3 separate regions of the Homo sapiens genome follow, and all the other regions are linked to region 1. Evidence: chromatin loops called from intact Hi-C (ENCODE). Cell type or tissue: CD14-positive monocyte. All regions are shown on one strand. Region 1 holds the start of RHO (rhodopsin). Region 2 holds the start of LOC124909431 (a long non-coding RNA gene). Region 3 overlaps PLXND1 (plexin D1).

Region 1 (8,000 bases):
AAAAAAGGCTCCTGTTTGGTAGCCCAGTCAAGGCTCCTGTCCAGGCTCTGGAGCCGCCCTCTTCCATCCACCTTCCCCAGCCCCACAGAGCAGCCCCAGCCCAATGGAGACTCTTCCCTTTGGAACAGCTCCTTAAGCAGGGGGTTTCCGTTTGAGATTCCAGACTGCCAAGGTCTGTTCCCTCAGGCATCACTGGTGTCCAGTCCAACAGCTTGAGGGCATGGAAGGAACAGCACACAGAAGCTAAGGAGAACTCACATGTATGGGGGACGTTTTTGGCACCAGCCACGTTCCATGCTGTCTCAGGCCTCTCAGCAGCCCTGTGAAGGAAGAGTTATGATTTCCAGTGGGGCTGGGAAGGGGGTTGCCAGGGCCCAGGGGCTGCCTCCAGCCCTGGGAGGGGCGGCCCATGATGTGTCCAGCCCCAAGGCCCTGCCCCTTTCACCCCCAGTCCACCTGCCAGAGGTGGCAATGCAGCACTTCATGAAAAGCCCAAGAACAGCTGGCACAGGCAGGAGAGAGGGTGTGGGCTGTCATGCCATGCCGAAACGCACCCTCCCCTCGTGCTGCAGTATTGATTCCTTACAACCTACCTGTGCAGGGGTCAGGGCAGGGCAAATATGCCCACTGGAGGGACGCAGACACTGAGACCCCAAGGAGAGTGGCTGCAGAGGCCCCCAGTGGGAAGTGTCGGAGCTAGAGCCCCATCCCAGAGCCCTTGCCCCACCCCAGACCGCCCCTCCTCCCTGCCTCCCTCCGCATCTCTCTGGAGATGATGGAGGAAAATAAAGAAAGGGAGCCAGACAGTTGTGCCAACAGAACTCCTCCGTCGAGTGTCTAATTACTTACCATCATGCATGCGCTCTCTCACTAAACATTTATTAATGTGTTAGGATTTCCATTAGCGCATGACTTCAACTGAAATCATTTGCATATGGCTGGGAAAAAGGGGAGAGGGAGAAAACAGCTCCAGCTACCCAGCAGTCAATCACAGTGACAGATCAGATGGTCCCTGGCTGGAGGCAGGGGAGGGTTCCAGCCGAGACTCCAGCATGCATCCCCTCAGCCGAAGAACACAAAAATGAGTGTGCTGTGCCGGGCTCTGCTGCCCCAGGAAGCTCAGCTCTAGAGGCCTGAGTAGGACCCCTATTCATTCAGATGCACTTTCCGTGCATCATCCAAGGCTGCCTATTACACAGGTGATGACACTGAGCCTCAGTCATGTTATTTTTCATTCAGCAAATATGCATTAAGCCAAGGCATATTTGGTCGCACCTGGGTGCAACCTTTGTGCATAAGCCCTGTGTCTGGCTGCTTTTCTCTCTCAGCCTGATCTGGGTCTGAACCAAGTCCAGTCTTTTCTCCAAGGCTGTTTCCCCATCTGCACAAAAGGGCCCCCTCCAGCTCTGACTCTGAGGTTCCAGCCTCAGTCTGCGTCTGTGAACAGCGCTGGATGATGATCCTGTTGACCCCTCAAGTGCCTGTGACAAGGAAGGCACCACAGGGACCTGGTGATGCCCATTGAACTAAGAGGACACTGAGGCCAGAGAGGAGCAGCTGCTGAAGGCTGCACGGTGGGGCAGTGATTCTGGCCTTTAGCCTGTAGTCCCAACTACTCAGGAGGCTGAGGTGGAAGGATCAATTGAGCCAAGGACAGGAATTCAAGGCTGCAGTAAGCTATGATTGCACCACTGCACTCCAGCCTGGGCAACAGAGCAACATTCATCTCTAAACAACATTTAAAAATTGTTTTAAGAAGACAAATGAGATAACTGTTGATCGTAATGGCTGTGTAAAAACTGAACATGGCTGGGTGTGGTCGCTCACACCTGTAATCTCAGCACTTTGGGAGGCCAAGGCAGGAGGATCGCTTGAGCCGGGAGTTAGAGACCAGCTCAGACAATATAGGGAGACCCCATCTGACTGGGACTGGTCCTGATCTCTCATCTCCAAGTGCTCAACATTGTGCCCATGTTCTTGGAAGGAGGAAGTAAGGGAGAGGTAGACTGAGCAGCCTCAGGTGGACCTGACTGGAGACGCACCTCAGGCAGCTGGAGGTCCCCGGGCCTTGGTTTCCCATCTGTCCCCAGCAAGGCTGTGAAGCTAGGAGCCCCTGGTGGCTGTCACACAGGTGGGCAGAGGCCCCTCCTCCAAGGTCGCTCTGTGTCTCTTCCCTGGCTTGGAGTCTGTGTGCCCACAGCAGAGGCCACCACTGGGCAGGGTGCTTACCCCGAGCCTCCCTGATTCTCCCCCTGCAGATCCAGAACACTGGCCTGGTATGGAGACCTCGTCATGGCCCTCCCTGCTTGCCACCCGCAGTAGCTGCCCATGCAATTCAGCCAACACCCAGACCCCTAGGCCTGCCCTCTATCCCCAGCACGCCACCCTGGGGGGCCCAGCACCTCCAGGCCCAGCTGGCCCTCCCTACCTGCCCTGCTTGGGAGACTCTTTTGACCCTCCTGGTCCACCTTTTGCTCCTCTGGGCTCCCACAGCACTGGGACTGGGAGAAAATGCTCATCTCTCATGTTTAGTTTCCGATCAGTACCCCCTGAGACTGGGAGCCCCTTGAAAGCAGGAACCATGTGGGATCCACCTCAGCGTCCCCAGGGCCTGGCGCATATAAGGAGTTTGGCAAATGCTAGGGTAGAAAAGAGAAAGAGGAAGGAGGGAATGAGAGCTGGTCTTTCTCCCTCCCTTATTCCCCCTTGATGCTCTCAGTACCGCTGAAGGCCTCATGTAGCCTTGGTGACGCAGCCTGGTGGGGCTGAGCCATGTGGGGGACCAGGAGAAAGAAAGCCAAGGAAGAGGAGGAGGAGGAGGAGAAGGAGGAGAAGGATGCTGACCTAGCAGCTCCTCTCACAGCAGCTCCTCTCTTGCAGAGGCTGAAGAGCGATTTGTGCCCTGCAAGCTAAGCCCCTAATCCACCGAGGCAAAGGCAAAGCCCCTAGCCGGGCTCCCGAGGGCTGGGACTCGGGTGCCCCAAGATGGCTGCATCCAGCCATCTTGGCTTAGAAAGCCCCCCACATGCCAGCTTGGCCAACACCCACACCATGGGTTTCTCTGGACTGCCCGACACAAGGTGTGGGTGCTGGCCAGGCCTGTGTTCAAATCCCAGCTCTGCAGAGGAACTTTGACCCTGCATACCCCAGATTCCTCAGTGGTCAGTGGGGAGTTAGACCCTCTTCATAGGGGGCAGGAGGAGTTGTTCATTCATTCAACAAATGTTTATTGAACACCTCCTATGGGTTGTGAGCTCAGAGGCAGCGATGAACAGGCCAGGCTGGTCCTGCATTCTAGAAATAGATGGGAAGTCAGTCAATAAGTAGACAAATGAGGCCAGGTGTGGTGGCATGCCTGTAGACCCAGTTACTCGGGATGCTGAGGTAGGAGGATCACTTGAGCCTAGGACAGGAATTCAAGGCTGCAGTAAGCTATGATTGCGCCACTGCACTCCAGCCTGGGCAACAGAGCAAGACTCATCTCTAAAAAACATTTAAAAATTGTTTTAAGAAGACAAATGAGATAGTCGCTGATGGTAATGACTGTGTAAAAACTGAACATGGCTGGGTGTGGTTGCTCACACCTATAATCTCAGCACTTTGGGAGGCTGAGATTACAGCCTCCCAAGTGGCTCCCAAGGCAGGAGGATCACTTGAGCCTGGGAGTTAGAGAACAGCTTGGACAATATAGGGAGAGCCCAACTCTACAAAAATGAAAATAAATTAGCCAGGCATGGTGGCACACACCAATGGTCCCAGCTACTCAGGGGTTGAGGTGGTGGACCGCTTGAGCCCAGGAGGTTGAGGCTGCAGTGAGCCATGATCATGCCGCTGCACTCCAACCTGAGTCACAGAGTGATACCCTGTCTCAAAAAACAATAGGCCAGGTGTGGTGGCTCACGCCTGTAACCCCAGCACTTTGGGAGGCCGAGGCGGATGGATCACTTGAGATCAGGAGTTAGAGACCAGCCTGGCTAACATGGCAAAATCCTGTCTGTACTAAAAATATAAAAATTAGCCAGGCATGGCAGTACATGCCTGTAGTCCTGGTTACTTGGGAGGCTAAGGCAGGAGAATCGCTTGAACCCAGGAAGAGGAGGTTGCAGTGAGCCAAGATCACACCACTGCACTCCAGCTTGGGTGACAGAGTGAGACCCTGTCTCAAAACAGCTAAACCTGGTGGGGGTGCCTGGTGTGTAGGATGGTCAGGGGTGGTCTCTCCAAGGACATGAGTGTGAGCGGAGACCTGAAGGAGACTCAGGAAGAGATTAATACTGTCAGCAACAAATATATTGATCACTTACAAGCACTCCCAATAATCCTATTAGGTAGGCACTATTATCATTCCCATTTTACAGAGTGGAGAACCGAAGCACACTCTCGGGAGGGCGGGGTAGCTGGCTGCACCCAGGCTGTGTAGCCTCAGTCCAGATGTAAGGGTGGGTGGAAAAGAGCCTTGCCCAATGAGGGAGAACAGTGAAACCAAGGCCATAGGGTCTAAAGATTCACGAACCAGGCTCTCATGGAGAAAGCAGGTGAGGTTTACTGTATAGATGGGTGTGCCCCTACCCCACACTGAGGCTTCCTCGTCTGAGCAAACTGAGGCCCAGAGAGGGGAAGGAAGCAGGACTACCATGGTGACTCAAAGACCAGCTAGAATCCAGCCTCCTCTCCTCGAGGCTTCCACTGCCCCACGCCAGGCCTGTGTGACTCAGTCTAGGGCCTTTCCATTACCCCAGCTAAACCTTTCTTTAGTCATTTATACCATGGTGTGAATGGCTGGCTGGTCTTTCCTGAGAGCTATCTTTGATGAGGGGAGGGAGGCATAGCCAGGTTTGGGAAGCTGATACCCCAGGAAGCCCAGTTGACTGTGTGGGTTATAGCCCAGGCTGTCACTGATTTGTAACGGGACCTGAGCAACTCTGCAGAGCTAGGCCTCAGTCTTTTCATCTGCAAAATGGATATAGCAGAGATGGTCAGAGTAGGTGACTTCGAATGACCCTTCCAGCTCACTATGAGTCTGTTTTCCTGAACAAAGAGCATTTTTTGTTTAAAAAAAAATTTCTTGGGCCGGACACGGTGGTTCACTCCTATAATCCTGGCACTTTGGGAGGCCGAGGAGGGTGGATCGCTTGAGCCAGGAGTTCAGGACCAGCCTGGGCAACATAGCGAGACTCCACCCCTACAAAAAATACAAAAACTAGTGGTGTGCACTTGTGGTCCCAGCTACTCAGGAGGCTGAGGTGAGAGGATCGCTTGAGCCCAGGAGGCAGAGGCTACAGTGAGCTATGATTGTGGCACTGCACTCCAGCCTGGGCGACAGAGACCTTGTCTCAAAACTTTTTTTTTCTTCGTCAAGCTTTACAGAATAAAGAGCACTGTCACCTCAGTGATGGCTGTTAGTTCCCCATCACCAGGGCTCCATGAGGTTGCAATTGTGAAACTCACAAAGGAGGAACCTGAGACAGAGAGGGGAAGTACTGAGATCATCTAGGTCCATTCCCCCACTCACTCGTTCATTCAACAAATATTCAGGAGCACCTTCTAGGTGCCAGGCCCTGGAGACACATCAGTGAACAAAACAGACATCATCCCACCTCTTTCCACTACAGGCCAAGCACCATGCTGGTCTCTGGGAACCCTGTTGTGAGCAAGACAGACCCAGGCTTACCCTTGTGGACTCATGTTACAGGCAGGGAGACGGGCACAAAACACAAATAAAAAGCTTCCATGCTGTCAGAAGCACTATGCAAAAAGCAAGATGCTGAGGTACTGCTAAGCTGTGTGGGATGGGGGCTCAGCCCGGCCAGGGAGGGGCCAGTTGTGGGTCAGTCTTGACCCAAGGCATCCAGGACACCCTCCTTCTGGCCATGAGGGTCCACGTCAGAATCAAACCCTCACCTTAACCTCATTAGCGTTGGGCATAATCACCAGGCCAAGCGCCTTAAACTACGAGAGGCCCCATCCCACCCGCCCTGCCTTAGCCCTGCCACGTGTGCCAAACGCTGTTAGACCCAACACCACCCAGGCCAGGTAGGGGGCTGGAGCCCAGGTGGGCTGCAGGGAAGGGGGCACTCTTCTGAGCAGACAGATCTGGGAATCCTGGGTGGGAAGAGAGACAGTGAGAGAGAGATTAAGGGATATTTCCCAGGCATCAGGGCTTTGCACTCTCAGGGGTCCTTCCGCCTGGATGTCCTTCCCCTGAAGCTTCCTCCTGTTGTTCCGTTCTCAGCTCAAGCTCCAGCTTCTCAGAGAAGCCTCCTGTGTTGGGAGTGGCTGCGACTGAACTGTCCCTACTGTTATTCGCTCTTCTATTTGTTTGTGGTCCCTGTGCCCCCTCACCCCACAAAAACACTGGCTTCTTGTGAGCAGGAGCTTGCTCTTTCGTGTACCCTGTGTGTCCCCAAGGACCAAGCACCTTGTCTGGGCCACAGTAGGTGCTCAATACACATGTTGGCTGGACAGTGGTCACTGAGCGGCCGCACGTCGGGCACTCTCAGCACTTGCACAGGCCGCCCCAGACACCCCACTTCATTCCTGGGAGGTGTCATCATGTTGCTTGGACGACGGGGAGAGGGGGACCTGCCAGTGTTGGCCTCCATTTTCCCCCAGTCATCTGCCCCCAAGGCTCTGACTACTTTCTTTCTCACGGTACATCCTGCTATTCTGGAATCGGCCCTCGTGGGGCCACCTGGTACATGGCATTTGAGGCCCTCGTGGCTGATTAGGCCTCCCCCAACAGTGCCCTGTCTGCTGCCTCCAGGGCCAGCCTCCCCTTCAGACTGGAGTCCCCTGAAGGGTTCTGCCCCTCCCCTGCTCTGGTAGCCCCCTCCATCCTCCCTCCCTCCACTCCATCTTTGGGGGCATTTGAGTCACCTTTCTACACCAGTGATCTGCCCAAGCCACTGCTCACTTTCCTCTGGATAAAGCCAGGTTCCCCGGCCTAGCGTTCAAGACCCATTACAACTGCCCCCAGCCCAGATCTTCCCCACCTAGCCACCTGGCAAACTGCTCCTTCTCTCAAAGGCCCAAACATGGCCTCCCAGACTGCAACCCCCAGGCAGTCAGGCCCTGTCTCCACAACCTCACAGCCACCCTGGACGGAATCTGCTTCTTCCCACATTTGAGTCCTCCTCAGCCCCTGAGCTCCTCTGGGCAGGGCTGTTTCTTTCCATCTTTGTATTCCCAGGGGCCTGCAAATAAATGTTTAATGAACGAACAAGAGAGTGAATTCCAATTCCATGCAACAAGGATTGGGCTCCTGGGCCCTAGGCTATGTGTCTGGCACCAGAAACGGAAGCTGCAGGTTGCAGCCCCTGCCCTCATGGAGCTCCTCCTGTCAGAGGAGTGTGGGGACTGGATGACTCCAGAGGTAACTTGTGGGGGAACGAACAGGTAAGGGGCTGTGTGACGAGATGAGAGACTGGGAGAATAAACCAGAAAGTCTCTAGCTGTCCAGAGGACATAGCACAGAGGCCCATGGTCCCTATTTCAAACCCAGGCCACCAGACTGAGCTGGGACCTTGGGACAGACAAGTCATGCAGAAGTTAGGGGACCTTCTCCTCCCTTTTCCTGGATCCTGAGTACCTCTCCTCCCTGACCTCAGGCTTCCTCCTAGTGTCACCTTGGCCCCTCTTAGAAGCCAATTAGGCCCTCAGTTTCTGCAGCGGGGATTAATATGATTATGAACACCCCCAATCTCCCAGATGCTGATTCAGCCAGGAGCTTAGGAGGGGGAGGTCACTTTATAAGGGTCTGGGGGGGTCAGAACCCAGAGTCATCCAGCTGGAGCCCTGAGTGGCTGAGCTCAGGCCTTCGCAGCATTCTTGGGTGGGAGCAGCCACGGGTCAGCCACAAGGGCCACAGCCATGAATGGCACAGAAGGCCCTAACTTCTACGTGCCCTTCTCCAATGCGACGGGTGTGGTACGCAGCCCCTTCGAGTACCCACAGTACTACCTGGCTGAGCCATGGCAGTTCTCCATGCTGGCCGCCTACAT
Region 2 (8,000 bases), 92 kb after region 1:
GCTCGTGTTTTATCAGATGCACACAGGCCAGCTCTTCTGCCCCCGCCCCCGTCAGGGCTTCACATCAAGACCCTTCCTGCCCCCTCCAGACCTGCACCCTCCTCTGGACCTCAATTTCCTCTTCTGCAAAATGAGATGAGGCCTCTGGCTTCCAATAGAGTTGGCTGATCAAGTTTGGTCTTTGCTGACAGCAGGGGCTGGGTCTTTCCTCAGTGGCTCCCTGGAGTCTGTCACTTAGTGGGTGCTCCCCCAGGTACCTCAGCCTCCTCAGTGCCCCCCGACCCCCACCCCTGCAGAGCAAGTGCATGAGCTTATGCTTCATAGCAGGTACCAAAACAACGGACACTTCTAGTGCCCTTCTATGGGCTAGGCCCAGTTCTAAACACCTTGCATATATTAATGTATTTAAACCTCACAATAACCCTACCGTGAACATACCTATTTACAGGTAGGGAAACTGAGGCAGGAGGTGAGGTGACTTGCCTGAGGTCACCAGCTAGTACGTGGTAGAACCTGGATTCCAGATTCCTTGTTCTTTTTTTTTTTTTTTTTTTTTGAGACGGGGTCTTACTCTGTCGCCCAGGCTGGAGTTAAGTGGTGCGATCTCAGCTCTGCAACCTCTGCCTCCTGGGTGCAAGCGATTCTCCTGCCTCAGCCTCCCGAGTAGCTGGGATTACAGGCACACACCACCACGCCCGACTAATTTTTGTATTTTTAGTAGAGACAGGGTTTTGCCATGTTGGTCAGGCTGGTTTCGAACTCCTGACCTCGTGATCTGCCTGCCTCGGCCTCCCAAAGTGCTGGGATTACAGGTGTGAGCCACCGCACCCGGCCTGAGTCCTGTTCTTAATGAACTTGAGTCTCCATGGCCCCAGGCCCCAGTGCCAATGGGCCCCAAGGGGTTCTCTTAAGTCTTGGGCTGGCACATACACCCCACTTCAGACCCGTTTCCACCCTGTAAGGCTTCCTGGCTCCCTTTATGCCCCAGTAAACTTCTGAGAACTGTTTTCTCACCTTCCATGCTTCCTGAGAGACCTGGCTGGGAATGAAGCCATCCTTGGAAGCCTCAGGGAGGCCGGGCAGGTGTGAGCTAAAATCCAGGTGAGCCTGCTTCCCGACCAGGCCTTTCCCTTCCAGTGGCCCCAACCTCACCACTTGGTTCCAGCCAACTCAGTGGGGACTGACAAGGCCCCACTCATCTTTTGAAACTGCTGCTGGGTCTGGAGAAGGAAGGGCTGCCTGCAGCAGGGTGAGTGCCTGTCACGAGTATGCAAGCTGCAGACCCTAGACATGGCCCCACCTCGGACCAGCTGCACGATTCTGAGAGCCCACTCCGACCAAGCACTTGCTGTGTGCCGAGCACACTCCACACTGGCACAATCCCAACCGCTCTAGGATGGGGCAGTGGAGGGGCCCTCACCCATACGGTCACACACAGGGCGTACAGGAGAGGCTGGCATGGGTGAGCAGGGTCCCGGAATACTGTGGTCTTACTGGTCTGATGGCCTACATGAGCCCCTAGAGAGAACCCAGTGTCCAGAAAAGGTGTTTCCTCTCTTGTTTTCTGAGTGAACTTTTTGTATCCCTCAAGACCCAACCCAATTTCACCTTCTCTGGAAAGTCTTTCCTAGTGAACTCCTAGGCCTCCCTCAAGACCTAGTCTAAAGACCTTCTGAGAAGACTTCCTTGAGCCTCAAAGCAGTATTAGGAGTTCCTCCACCCACTTAGAGCTCCTCCTATCAAACCTCATATCACCCAGTGCGAGGGCACGTGACTTCCCCAGTGCACTGGGAGCGCTTCCAGGGTGGAACACACGATCACTACTAATAAATGTTGGGCTGGGCAGATGGCTGCCAGCACCACCCCAGGACATGCCCCCCCAGCAGGCAGGATGGTCATGTTGGCTGCTGGAGACCCCCTCCCTGGGCAGTGCCAGGCAGATGCTGCCAAAGCGACCTCCCTGTCCCCACTGTCCATTGGCCCTACTGACTGCCCCTCATAAGAGCAGGCCACATCAGCCCTCCTGCACCTCCTGCCTCATCTGGGACACCCACTGGCCCTCAAGGTGACCGTTCACACCTGATTCCTGGTGGAGTTCTGAGGGTCCTGTCCCTCATCTCATGACACACAAGCAAAACCCTGGGCGGAATAGAACACTGAGGGTCATTCTTCTCCCTCCCTCCCTCCCTCCCTCCCTTCTTCCTTCCTTTCTCCTTCCTTCAGAAAGAACCCTTAACTAAGCACCTACTATGTGCCAGGCACTGGGATATCATAGTGAGCCCACAAGCATGGTCCTTGTCTTCAGCCCTACCCCAGGGGGCAAATAATCTTTAACCAAATAACTCAAATAATTACACAACCACAAAGAGCCACCCATCTTACAAAGGAGCCATACCAGGTGGTTCTGGAAAAGTTTCTCCCAAGGGGACTCCAGCCCATCTTCCTCGGGCCCCTGGGGCTGAGATCTGCAGGATGCAGCAGAGTCAGGAGGGTGAAGAGAGCCTTCCAGGCAGGGCACAGCAAGGGCGGAGCCCTGGAGGACAGAGGCCCGTGTGGGCAGAGCAGAGGAGGGTGAGAGGCGAGCAGAGGAGGGTGAGAGGCCAGCAGCAGGCTGGTGGAGGATCCAGGGCTCGTTCTTGGGGGTGTTAACTTTGAGAGGGTCCCAACCACCAGCCCAGCCTCTGGGCACAGGGGCTCCACTGGGTGCGGGTTCCCCTTGGCAGCCACCACAGGGATTGTTTATCTGTGCACGCTCACAGAAGTGGAAGCTGCCACCCCAGGCTGATGGCTCTGAAGGGGGAAGAACCTTCCCAGAGCTGTCCAGGAAGGGCAGGGGCCACAGCACATGGGCCGCAGCACACTGGCCCAGCTCCCAGCCACCAAGAGAGAGGCATTAGGGGTCCCGCCCTGTAGTGAGCTTCTTGCACAGCCTGTACCAGCCTGTGAAAGCCCCTGTCTCAGGGATACCCCATTGTGTGTGTGCATGTGGGCATGAGGGGGTGGTCTGTGCAAAGATGGGGTGCCGTGCATGTGAGGAGGGGTATAATGTGTGTTCGTGTGCATGGGGTGCATATTGGGGTCACATGCACACACATGGGAATTCCTGGTATGTGGTGGAGGTGGCTGTACAAGCCAAGGTCTGCATGGGCAACAGGCTGATGGAGTGGACTTGCACGAGGGCTGTGGCTGGGAGCCAAGGCCTGCCGGGGCCCAGGGTCTGTGGTTCACGCTGGGGATTTGGGCCTTGGAGGCTATCGGGACCTTTTCTGTCAGGGCCTCTGACAGGTCCTGATGCCCTGTGGCTGAATGAGGGCTTCTTCATGAAACATGCGATTTTATAGTCAATCTCCAAGAGCCAGATCTCTGCTTTGGAGGCCTCGGCCTGACCTTGGGTGGCCCTGGATGATCCAGTCTCTGATCTGAGGTGGTCTAGCCTCCAACCTTGAGTGGTCCAGCTTCTGGCCTTGGGGGGATCAGCCCTTAAGCTAGGGCAGCCCAGCCTGTGAGTAACACTCACTCTGGATTTCCCTGGCCAGAGTCCTCTCTGCGGAGGAACTTGGGACCAGTTCTTTAGGGAGTTTTGGGTGACATCATCCCTCCTTACTCAAGAGCAGCCTTACGAGAACGACAGCTGGGTATCTCGGGATGAGCCACCCTCTTTCCCCTGTGGCTTCCCCTGTGACTTCCCCACTCCTACTTAGACTCTGAGTCCTGAAGGCCCAGAAGTCCCCGAGTCCCCTTGTCAGTGTGGGATTCAGTCCTACCAGGCCCCTGAACTTCCCTCCTGCCTTCTCCCCCTGGATAAGTCTCCTGGTGTCTCCAAGATTTGGATCTGGCTGCTCCTCTTCCAGGCAGCCTTCTCAGCTCTCACAGGCTGGGTTAGGCTTCCTCCTCCTCTACCCCCACAGTACCCTGGACTCCCACCATCCAAGCACCCACACCAGGTGATGCTGTCTCTGTTGCTCTGGCTCCTCTGCCAACCAGGAGGCATCTGAAGAGCTAAGTCTTTTGGGAACATACCTATGTCCCCCCATCACTAGGCAGAAGGTTAAACTCTAAGCAGGCTCACGAGAGTGAATGAACACATGAAGGAACAAATGAGAGAGGAGATGAATGAACGTCCTCCCAACATCTTCTGGGCTGGTGCCCACTCCTGTGTAGCCTCCAGGGCAGCCAACGGGGAGGCAGCTTTGACCTTCTCCCCTGGCCTCCTGCGGTATCCCCACCTGCCACTCACCCACCTGTCAGGGAAGGTGGCTACCCACACCCTGGCCCGAGAAGGGTTTGTGTCTCTAAAATACAGGTTTTCCAGGGAGGACGTGACTTAGCTGGGATGAGATGTACAGGACAGTCATGCCAGTCTCACCTCCATTCCCCCAGCTCACAGCCCCTGGCGGGCAGGAGGAGGCACTTTGGGGTCCCCATGCAACATAGGAGGCTGTGGAGCCAGAAGGATCTGGGTTCAAATCCAGCTTTGCCCCTCTGCACGGTGGGACCTTGGACAGAGCCTTTTTCCCATCTGCAAGTCTGGGGTGAGGCTGCACCTTGGCGGCTCACAGGAGCCCAGTCATCCCTGGCACAGCCCCCAGGGCATGGCTGAATCAAGACTACGAGGTCTGAGGTGGAAACATACTTTTGGAGTCAATGCAGCTAATGCTTCCTGAGGCCACTGTGAGGACCCTGACAGGCACCCTCAGTGAGATGGGGGCCGAGGAGGGTGCTGGGCTGGGAGCTGTTGTCTCAGCACATGGCGGGAGATGCTGTGGGAGGGGGAGGCAGAGGCAGGAGACCCCAGGGAAGGCAGGTGAGACAACCATGAGGGTGGTCAGGCAGAGGAGGGCATCCTTTCACCAACAAGTCCTGCGGCCTTGGGGGTGGCAGCTCCTGGGGCCTTCTGAGCCCACGTCAGTGTCTTCCTCGATCCCTTGTAAGTTGTAGATGGTGTTCTGTCACCCGCGGCCTGCCGCCCACCCCAATGTGTGTCCCCCAAAATGTGAATGGGGGGCTGTGGCAGTGGCAGGGCTAGAGGCTCAAATGCAAGTAAGTGTCCTAAACCGAGGCTGAGATCCCCCACAGTCCCACCCTGCATGTCCCCAGTCCACCACCCCACCCAGCTGCCCAAGGCAGAACCCGGGAGGCACCTGGATGCCCCGTCCCTTCCTCCCACCTGTCCAGAGGTTGCTTCCCAATCACCCCTGCTTAGACTCTGAGTACTAAAGGCCCAGAAGTCCCCGAGTCCCCTAGTCAGTTTGTCCCTTTTAGCCCCAAGACTACTGTACCCGTCTGAGCCGTCACCTCCCGCCTGGACCTCCCCTCCCACTTCCTCTCTCTGCTGCCCTCCTCCCTTCCTCTCCTCAAATCACTTTTCCTGTGGGACATTTTCAAGCTGCAAATCTGGTTGTGTTGTTTTTCTCCAACTTCAAGTCCTGCAAACGCTCTCAGGGTAAAGCCAGGTCCCTTAGCCCAGGTTCCCATCTCCATGGCGGCCCCACCCACTCCAGTCATACCTGCGCTCCTACTGCCTCCCACCAGGCCTTCGTCATTACCGTCCCCCTCGCCTGCGACCACCTGTACTTCCCCCCAGCCCATAAACACCCCATGCATCCGGCTCAGCTCAAGGGTCCTCCGGCTGAGGGCTGCACCCCGCCTGCCCCGGTGGCTCAGCCGTCCTCATGTGCTCTGCACGGCAGCTGTGTCGTTTGATTAACGTCTGCAGATGGCACAGGGCAGGGTCCTCCTCTGTCCCGTCCACCGCTGGGACCTGAGGGCCAGACACTGCAGGCGGATGCTCCTCCACCTGTGAGCACAGGGTGGGGGTAGAGCCCCCGGCCTGTCCCACCATCCAGGGGAGGCTATTTCCAGCTCCCAGAAGTAGGAAGTGAGTCAGAACAGGGGCAGGCGGCCGCCGGCACTATGGGCGAGACGGCTGAGACCTGCACAGAAGGCTGGACCACCACCCAGGGTGGCAGGAAGGAGGCCTAGAGGAAGAGGATAGGAGGGAAGACCCTCTCCCCAGCAAAACAGGCAGCCCTGTGGGGCCCCTGCGGAAGCCGGTTTCGTCAGCACAGATGCAGCCACCAGGCCCATTGTCCTGCCACACCTGGGGCCCACCAGGAACAGCCTCCAGCCCAAACCCTCCAACCCAGTGGACACCCGTCCTGGGCCACTGCACAGGCCGGGCCTGCTGTGATCTCATTCACTGTCCACATGAGCACATGAGCAGAGGCTCTCCCTGGCCCCGTTTTCCAGAAGGCCAAAGAGAGGCCTTGAACCCAGCTCTGTGTGGTCATGGAGATCTCTCTGGCTTCTAAGCCTCAGGGGGTACAGGAGGCCCAGGGGACTCCAAAACTGCTCCAGAGGCAGCCACCACCAAGTCTGGAGCAGGCTCAGGGAAGGGGGCACAGACCTGCCAGGCCAAGGTTCTAGTCCTGGCTCAGTCTCTATCTGAAAACAGGGCCAGCCAGGTTCCCCTTCCCCGCCAGGCCTCAATTTCCCCATCCTCACTCGAGAGGCTTGGCTGGGCAGACTGAGTCAAAGCCAGGGGCTGCCTGGGCAGGGGGCTCAGGGGAGTCTCTGGGGACCAGGGTCCCTCTTCTTCCCTGCATCACAACCCGGGGCTCCAGGGACCCCAAGGATAGAATTGGCCGGGCAGCAGGGGAGCAGCACCCAGGGAGCCTCCATCCCAGAAAAGAGGCGGTGCAGGCCAGCCACGGGCAGCCCAGCTCAGGGGCACCTTCACATCCTCAGCTGGACCCATGTCACCACCACTGCTGCCTCTCCATTCTCACTTCCCTTTTGGTGCCAGAGCTGGGAAACCTCTGCCTCAAAAGGATCTGGGCTTGGATGGGCTGTGCAACTAGATGGGCACCCTGAGGCCTGGCCACCGAGGGTGGGCAGACCCAGGACATGGGGCCAAGGAGAGGCAGGACCACACAGGACAGACCCACAGGAGCATTGTTGGGTTATGACCTCTAGTCTAGGGTAGGGCGGCTGGGGGGTGGTAGAGTTTGTTTTTAAATTTTTAAAAATTTTATGTAGAGACGGGGGTCTCGTGATGTTGCCCAGGCTGGTTTTAAACTCCTGGCCTCAAGTGATCCCCATCCTTGGCCTCTCAAGGTGCTGGGATTATAGGCGTGAGCCACTGCACCCAGCCAGTTTTGAAGTTTTTCTTTTTTTGTGTCTGAATTTTCTAAGTTTTCCTCAAAGAATATGTATTATTTCTGTTAAAAAAAACATGGAGGCAGAACGAGGTGGCACATGCCTGTGGTCCCAGCTACTCAGGAGGCTGAGGTGGGAGGATTGCTTGAGCCCAGAAGGTCCACAGTTCAATGAGCTATGATCGCACCACTGCACTCCAGCCTGTGTGACAGAGCGGGACCCTGTCTCCAAAACAAAAAGCAGAGGGGAAAGCGATGGGTTGGGGGACCTGGATTTTTACAGGGAGGTACAGCTGTGACCCCGGGAAACTCTGGCCACTATCTGATGGACATTGGTGTTAGTGTCAGCACATGCTGCAGAATGATGGGGAAGGTAGGGGAAGGGAATACCCTGGTTAGTGTCCCCATCTGCGAGTTACCCTCCACAGTGCAAGGTGCTTATCCCCATCCAGACAGAAGCGTGCAGGTGCTGAAGCAGGAGCTGCCTCCGCCTGCCTCCTCTCACCCACTCTAGCCCCAGTCTCCTCACCAGACCTCAAGGCCATGCATGGGGCTTGGGCATAGGAAGCCCAGGACGGAGCCCTGACCCTTGGGACCTTCTCGTGCCCACCCAATGCTAGGCCCAGTGTGACTGGGGAGGAGCTGAGAGGTTAAATGATAAGCCCCGGAAAAGGCTCTTAGCAGTTGCAGCCACGTGTAATTTACAGCAGGTCTGAATCCCCACTGCCCATAATTCACTTCCATTTGTGTGACCCCAGGCCCCTTGGGGAGGATGCTGGGAGAAGGCAAGAGTTGGGGGTGGCGCTATTTTCAGCACCGGGAGTTGAATGGTGGGGGATGATT
Region 3 (8,000 bases), 74 kb after region 1:
TGGCCTCTCTCAGCCCCCGTCCCCGCCAACTCCTCCCTCAGCTTGGACAGCCCAGGTAGGTAGGGCCAGTCCTCCTGGGCTCCCCTGAGTGGAGCCCATGTGGCACGGGCTCAGTGGTGGCCTGTGGACTGTGTCCAGTCTCAGTCCAGCAGCCCAGCCGCACACAGCCAGGCCAGGGTATGAAGCCACACCTGTGACTCCCAGACCCCAGCTCCTTCCACTTCAGCATGCACTGCCTCTCAGAACACTGTGCAAGCTGACACCTCTGCTGAGAGTAAACTGAGGCAAGGAATGAGCCATGGGCACACTGTGTGCCAGCCCTGGGAGGGGGCAGGACGGACTCGGTCCTGGGTGGCCTCTGGCAGCAGCCCCCATGCCAGGGAGGAGACCACCTGCTGCTGAGAAAGTAAATACCAGCGCCTTCAGGGGTGACCAAGAGGCTTCCTGGAGGGGCTGTAGGGAGAAGATGGCCAACCAGGCCTAGCACCATGGTCAGGAAGCCTGGCCTTAGCCACAGAGGAAAAGCAGCCTGGAGGAGCACGTTGGAGAAACCAAGGCACAGAGAAGAGCAGAGGCTTCAGACAAACGGCAAAGGACACAGCAGCTCTGGCAGACCCTTCGGGGAGGCCTGCCTTGGTTTCCCTGACCCCTCTGGAAGAGGCGGGTCACCCAGCTCCAGGGCTTTGAGGTTATCCAGACCAGCTGGACACCATCTGGAAGGGCTGAAGCCAGCCAGCCAGGCCGCCCTGAGGGCCAACACACAGACTGGGCATGATCTGCCCACCCACCCCAAACAGGCATGGCCTGGAAGGACAAGCCCCAGGCTTAGGTCACAAGCCTGGCTGGATTAAGGACCTACTGTGTGACACTACAGCTACTGGGGGCACCTTACAGCCCTGGGGGTGCACGCACGCACACACACACACACACACACACACACTCTTGCTGCGTACCCATTTTACAGATGAGAAAGCTGAGGCTCCTGACTCCTAAGTCTCACAGCTCTTACCTCACTATGGGAGGCACCATCCCCTCTGAACCTCGGACTCCACATCTGTAAAATAAGACAGCAATAGCACCCACCACCTAGGGCTTATGGAAGGACTGAGCTCATAGGAGCCTTCAGTGCTAAGCACTGTAGGTGCTCAATAAATGTTCCCAATTAGCTATGCAGACCACGGAGCAGAGGCTCGGGAGCTCCCGAGGACAGGGACAAGCCACTCCACCGCTTCCTGAAGTCAAAGCATCCGAGGCTGGATGGGCTACACCGCCCTCACCAAGGACACAGTAGTGGGAGCTCTGGCCTCGGCCTGCTCTGCCCTGGCGCCTGGGAACCACCGCCACAGTCGCTGACTCAAGCAGCCATTGTTTAGTTAGCTGGACGCAGCCCCTAGACACCCAGCTCCCCCTTCATGAAGCTGTTTCTCATTCCGGCCCGGCCTGGCCCCATTTCCAGCTCCCCTCCCCCTGGGTCCCAGAGGAGCACAGTGTGGGATGGGCAGCCAGCGGCTCTTCCCTGGCCCAGGGAAAAGGCTTCCCTCCCCCCAGCAGGAGGGGCAGAGCACGAAGCCAGTCTTTCCAAGCCCTGGAACAGTTTCCCTCCCAGCTTCCTCCCCTGAAGGGACTCCAGGCCAGGAGCCGAGAAATAGTTGCCTCTCCAGGGAACACTGGCAGTTCCCTCCTGGGGCTGGGGGGACTTGGAGGTTCGATCTCACACCCTCCTCCCCAGCCCCTGGTCTCCTCGGGGTCCAGCCCATATGCCTGGCCGCAGGCTGTGCTCTGCAGCAGGACTCTACCGCTGGTCCCAGAGTCATCGCACGACCGCTGTGGACACAGCCAAGAAGACAGGGCTGCTTGGAGCCTTGCGCAAACATCTCCGGGCTGGATTCCATGAGCTGGGGACACAGAGGTGACAACGGGGCCCTCTCTCCAGCTGCCCACATCCGAGCTCAGAGGCCCAGCCCCAGGATGGGGAGGGGCAGCTTTCTCATAGTAACAGTTCGGTAGAGTGACAGTAGCAAGCAGCTGTGTGCAGTCTGCTTTGTGCTGAGACCTCTTTCTGTATTATCTCATTCAACCCTCACCACACCCTGAAAGAGTTGATGCTGCTTTACAGTAAAGGAAACTGAGGCACAGAGAGTTGAAGTGATTTGCCCAGGGGCACACAGCCGGAATGGCTAGATCCAAGCCTCCAGCGCAGGCCTGCGGGCTCCAGATCCCCGCCCTTAACCACAGCCTCCCCACCCGCCGCTCTGCTGGGAGCCACCAATGGTTGCCAGGAAATCAGCCGCTTGGAGCTGGAAAAACCCTGGGTTTTGAGCTGGGGAAACTGAGGCCCATCAAGGTGATGGCTGCTTCTAGAGAGCTCAGTCACCTCAAACAAAGATAGCGGGCAGAGGCTGGAGAAGGGCACAGGCAAGGGGGTTTGGCCACTTTCCTGGGCCTGGCCTCCACTCCAAGGCCTCTGCCTGCGGGCCCCCCCCCATTATTTACCGATCAGAGCATAAAGTGCTACATGATTAACGCCCCACTGGGGCCTTGCCGGGACTCGTAATGGAGCTGCGAGCTTCCCTCCCCCTCCAGCGCATGATTTATCAAGTTTCAGGGTAAAGGACGGTGGACTAGGCGGGGAGGGCCCCCGCTGGCGCTGGCCCCCAGATCTTGACTGCATCGAGTATCAGCCGAGCAGGGTGGAGCAGGGCCCCTGCCACTGGATGCCTGTCTGGGCGGTCTGTTTGGTTCGGCCCTGGCTCAGACATGGCCTTTGGAAAGAAGAAAACGGCTGTACTTGGGGGGCAGTGAGGATCCAAGTCCACGTGGCTGGCACTCAGAGACTTTCTGGGCTTGTCCCCACTCGGGAACCGGCTGGTTTCCATGGCAATCCCCACATGGCTGTCAGAGCTGGAGAGGCCCTCGGGAGTTACCTGGTCCAGCCACAGTGGGGGCTCCGGGTGAGCGCCTCCGCCCCTGGATCCTGCCAGCACCTGGCAGGGCCAATACAGACCAGCAGCCACAGGGTCCCTTCCGGAACCAGATCAGCCATGTCTCTCCTTTCCCCAAAGCCCTGCTGGCTCCCCGCAGCCCACATGACAGCATCCAAGTCTTTAGCCTGCAGGCAAGGCCCAGCACACTCTCAGCTTCCCCTCGGCCTGCTACCCAAGCCACATTCCAACATCTCTGAGCCTTTGCCCCTATCGTGTGCTCTGCCTGGAATGCCTTCCCCAGCCCCATCTGTCAAGTGCTGCTCCAACCTCCCCTCCTCCAGGAAGCCCTCCCGCACTCCTCTGATGAGCTGGTTAGTGTGTGGCATCTGTCTGATGTCATGACCTCCTCCCTCACCATTCTGGGGGCTCCTGGAGAGGGTCCAATTTGTCTCTCTTGGGGGCTGTCCTGTAGCAAGCTGAGCCTCCTCCCATACTCACATACTCTAGAGAGCTCCCCACCCAGAGCTTGGACGGGCATGCGATGTTACCAAGGAGGTGCTGGCCTCTGGTATGTGTGGGTGGAGACAGCTACAGGCCCGGTAGCAGGAGTCCACACCAGGGGGTCATCCTAACCCCAGCCCGCGACCATGATGGGCGCTGGGGCTGGGCAGCTCTGCAGGCCACCCTGAAAGGCCCTCACTGCTTCTCACAGGGGCCTCGGCGGACGCAGAAGTTCCCTGGGTCTCAGTTTCCTCACCTTTAAAATGGGCCCATTCACCCCTTCCGACACCCTCTGGCTCACACCCCTTCGGTCAAAGATTTTGGAGGAATGAGGGGTCACAGGCGCTACAGCCAGAAGCCTGCTCCACCTGGAGCACCACAGTCACACACCACGGTGTGACCTCAGGCAAGATGCTTAACCCTTCTGGACCTCTGTTTCCCCTTCCATAGACTGGGGATAACAGTCATGTCATTCAGGTTCTGGGGAGATTAAAAGATATGTAAAGTGCTCTGCAAAGGGCTAACACAGAGAAAGTTCTCAAGCAACAACCACAGTAATTATGACATGATGGGGCAGTTCTGGTGTCAGAGGGAAGGCTTCCTTGCCACTCCATGGGCCAACTCCAGGGTCGGAGAACGGAGGCCCAGGTAGGGGAAGGCACCACTCTCTCCCGGGGCTCCTGCCCTCCCGCTCCTGTCCCAGTACACGCCACGCGTCTTTGTTCACGGCAGCAACCAGGACATGGAACCCAGCTGGTTTCCTTAATCTCCATGGAGACCGGGAGTCACAGGCGGGTGAATCGGACTTTGCAGAGGGCGTTTCTGCCGGGCCCGATGCGCGTGGCCCTTGCTGAATGCCGCCAGGCCACTCCAGTCTTCCCTGCGCTCAGCCCACTTTATAGATGGGAAAATGGAGGCTCCAAGAACGGATGGGACTTTCCACAGCTAGGAAGGGGCAGAGGCAGGATTTGAATCTGGGAAGTTGGCCCCAGGGTCCTGCACTCACCTAGCGATGTGCGCCTGCCTGGCTGTGGAAGGCCTCACTGTGGGCGTATCCAGGGCGCTGACAGATCCCCCACTCACCCTCCTGGGTGGACCATCATTCACACTGACCATTGAACCCACATCTCTCATTTGCACACCCAAAGGGCCATGGGCTCACTCCTTCCAGAGGCTGATGATCGCATTTTCAGACAAATGCAACTAGAAGTTCCTTGCCTCCCCTGACTTCCTCAGGAAGCTGGGTCAGCCCCCATCCCCCAGCATGTGGCCTGGCCTCTGCAGATGCCCCAGCCCGCCTGAGTCACTGCTATCACAATGGGCCCTGCCTGAATCTCTATGGCCCAGCCAGAGGGGGAACTGCAGAATTCCCCACCACGGAGAGCTCACAGCTCACCAGCCACCAGGAAGAGGACTCCTGCTTCTATCTGCGGATCCAGACCCTCACTCCCCAGCTGTGTGAGCCAGGGCAAGTCACTTCCCCTCTCTTGGCCTCAGTTTCCCCTTCTGTAAGCTGGGGATGATGATGACGCACTGTCTGCCTGACCAGGGGAGGGGCAGCCATGAGGTCAACCATGTAGGTGCTTATAAAAGGCCTGCAGAGCGCGAGCTCGGCGACGGTTTTTATTCACTCCAAGGAGCCCACAGGCCTCTTGCCTTCAAGACAGTGCTGCCCTGGACTCCTCAGCCCGGGCACTAGAGACCATTCTCTCCATCTCAGTCTCTGTGCTGGGGCTGGGACAGCACCCAACACACCCTTGCTGCACCCAGGCGTCTCACCCACCCCTGCCTGCCTTCAGGCCCTATTTGATCTCATCTCCTCCAAGGCCCTGACCCTCCCTCCTCTGAGCATCCCCTGTCCACTGAGGCCAGTTTTTTCTGGTGTCTTTTCTCCCTCTTGATACTAATACCTGTGCCTGCCATTTCCTGGGCACTGCATGTGAGGTTTTATTTTATGTATTTATTTTTTATTATGGGCAGCCCCCTAAGCCAGAGTAGGCTGAGAGAGACACCCCTGAGATTTTAATCTACCCACATCCTAGGAGGGAGGCATAAGACCTGTTTTATAATGAGAAAGAATGAGGCCCAGAGAGGGTAAATGACTGGCCCTGGGACACACAGCTTATGGACTGTATGCCCATGTACCTGGGGGTCGAGACATTCTCAGGGCTGGGAGGGATGTCTCCTGGTCCAAGCCCTATCTGTTTCTCCAGGCCAGAGGGTCATCTCAGCCAATCCTCCTAGAACCCCCTCTCCTAAATCCTGCCAAGTGTCTCTGCTTGCACCCTTCGTCACTGGGAGATCACTCCCAGCCCCCAGCCCAAACCCAAATGTAAAGCCCATCTTGGAAGCTCTCTCTCCCTCCGCCCCCACCTGGCATCTCAGCCCCTAAATTGGTGCAAAAAAATGTCTTCTTGACGACGTGCACCCACCCACTGCATGCCAGTTTAAAACTGCCTGATGGTTTTTTTTCCACCTTTACTATAAAAAGACACCTTGAAAATGCTGCACTGACATTGGCCTGTCGGTATTCCTTTTGTTTTAAAAATACAAATATTATGGTCATTCATAGGTTGGGGAGAAAGACTTGGGGAAGGAAGGTAGACTCAGTCTGCCCCACCTTGTTGGGTGATGCTGTGCCTCAGTTTCCCCCATCAGTGGCACTCAACAACTTCCCAACTGGCTTGCACTCCAAACAGGTTGTGATTTGAGGAAAGGGATCCAAGCTACATGCAATGGAGGCTAATTTCTTCACTCAGTTTCTCTCAAAATATCTTAACTGCCCCAAATACGTTGAAAACAATCAGGGACAAATTTGGGGACTTCTGAGGGCTGCGGGGACCGAGGTTCTCTGCCTCTGGCCTCACACTTCAGCAGCTTCTCCCTTTGGGTTCTCGGGAAGAAGGTGGAGGGCAGAGGGCAAGTCCTGTCAGCTGGGAACCCGGAATGTCGGGAGGCCATCCTGACCCAGGCTCTGGAGTTGTGGGCGGCTCAAGGGATTCCTGCCAGGGCCCAGGGTTCTTCGTGAGACCCTCAAGCAGGAGCGAGAGGCTGGGTTTCCAAAGGCCTGGCTGAGCTGCCCCACTTGCAGGTCATTCGGCCCTGGGGTCCTGCCCCATGTGCAGCCCCACCCAGGCCACCCAGTGCCAGTGACAGAGAAATCCAGCCAGATGGGACCAGGAGAAAAAAGGATTCTAGGCTCCTGGTTCTCCCCAGACCAAACTCATCCTCTTCCCCAGAGGTACCCCATCACATGCCCCACCCCATGGGTACCAACATCTATCCTGTTGCTGAGCCTGACTCTGGGCAGCTTTCTGCTCCTCCATCCCATCACTCCCCACCACTGGGGCTGCATCCCAGCCCCCAAATCTGTCCAGAGCCCACCTGCCACCCTCCAAGCCCTCAGCACTGCTGCAGACCAGGCCAGCCATGTCTCCAGAGAACAAGGCCGGCCCCATCTCCCCACTGCCATCTGGCACCCACCACAGAGCCTGGCACACAGTAAGTGCTCAAGATATATTTGCGACTGAGTGAAGGAATCTATTCCCGGGAGGCGGCCTCAGCCTCTCAGCCACTCTCCCTCCTCCATTGCTCCTTCTCACCAGCTACCTAGGGGCTTTCTAAAATAATAGGTAGAAGAATTGTAGTCATTGCAAACAGGCGCCAGGTACATAAATGATCTCATTTAATACCCCCAACAGCCCTAAGAGGCAGGTATTCACGAGCATTCCCCTTCTGCAGCGGGGAGACTCAGGTGCCTGCTGAGACCACTCCACTTCTCTGGCTAAAACCCTTCATGGCTCCCAGGACCCCAGGATAAAGTCCAGACTCCCAAGGACGGTCTCCCCAGGCCTCCCTGGCCCTTGTGTCATGTGCTTCCCACTCTACTCGCCTGGCCACGCAGACCCCCTCGAGCCTGCTCACAGCCTTCGCACAGGCTGCTCCCTTTGCCTGGATGCCTTTCCTCTTCTCCGGCCTCACCTGGCTTCCTCCTGCTCCTCCGCCCCCTCCGCTGGGCTCCCTCCACCCTCATTCTCCCTTTGCGGCACGCATTGCCCTGTGTATAAGGGCCTGGTCACACATCCGTCCTCGGCTCACCTGCCCAGCCCACAAGAGTAGAAACAAAGTGAGTTGCCATTGGCTCCCCAGGGCACAGCATGGGACTGGGCTCACAATAGGGACTTAGTAAATGTCTATGGAGGTGTCATCTGGGGCTAGAAGTAGGAGATGGTGGGGTGTTTACAGCTGCAGAACAAGCCAGATTAGGCAACTGCTCTCCAGGACCAAGCAGAGACCTGTGCTAATAATGTCCCTTAGAGTAATAACAAGAAGAACTGCCATCTGCTTGGTGCTTACTGTGTACTGGGTACACTGAGCTGCATTTATCGATTCATCTAGTCCTTAAAACAATGCTTTGGGATAAGGATTGCTTTTACTGTCCCCACTTCACAGATGAAGAAACTGAGGCCCAGAGAGGTTAAGTTCCTTGGCCAAGGTCACACAGCTGGGAAGTGACAAAGTGGGACTTGAACCCAAGCAGCCTGATGCAAAGTCTAGGTTCTGAATCTGTCGCTG

What was found. Hi-C counts contacts between places; a loop is a spot of excess contacts. Peaks named below come from ENCODE experiments on the same cell type or tissue, not always from the same donor. Only the 100,000 strongest peaks of a DNase experiment are listed, where the experiment ranks them.
Region 2: a loop joins it to region 1, with 2.7 times the contacts of the local background. A loop is called at or near these places in 2 of 110 quality-filtered maps.
Region 3: a loop joins it to region 1, with 2.4 times the contacts of the local background. A loop is called at or near these places in 4 of 110 quality-filtered maps.

The regions. Positions count from the first base shown.
Region 1 is chr3:129,520,865-129,528,864 of GRCh38, forward strand. RHO (rhodopsin) reads left to right here and starts at 7,775. Exons shown (of 5, transcript NM_000539.3): 1 at 7,775-8,000. The coding sequence starts at 7,870. RefSeq lists a silencer at 5,328-5,528 and an enhancer at 7,726-8,000. In CD14-positive monocyte, no CTCF peak of the experiment used is centred here; DNase peaks (open chromatin) are centred at 2,717, 4,677 and 5,447; H3K27ac peaks cover 4,179 bases.
Region 2 is chr3:129,613,305-129,621,304 of GRCh38, forward strand. It overlaps LOC124909431 (a long non-coding RNA gene), which reads right to left and starts at 2,497. Exons shown (of 2, transcript XR_007096079.1): 1 at 2,396-2,497. RefSeq lists enhancers at 1-310, 1,622-1,916. In CD14-positive monocyte, no CTCF peak of the experiment used is centred here; DNase peaks (open chromatin) are centred at 1,757, 3,627, 5,887, 6,777 and 2 weaker places; H3K4me3 peaks cover 5,033 bases; H3K27ac peaks cover 5,671 bases.
Region 3 is chr3:129,595,009-129,603,008 of GRCh38, forward strand. The region is part of intron 1 of PLXND1 (plexin D1); the gene reads right to left. Among named protein-coding and RNA genes, the nearest start is that of PLXND1, 7.7 kb to the right of the region's middle. RefSeq lists enhancers at 1,210-1,941, 7,927-8,000. In CD14-positive monocyte, no CTCF peak of the experiment used is centred here; DNase peaks (open chromatin) are centred at 1,883 and 4,783; H3K4me3 peaks cover 4,225 bases; H3K27ac peaks cover 6,140 bases.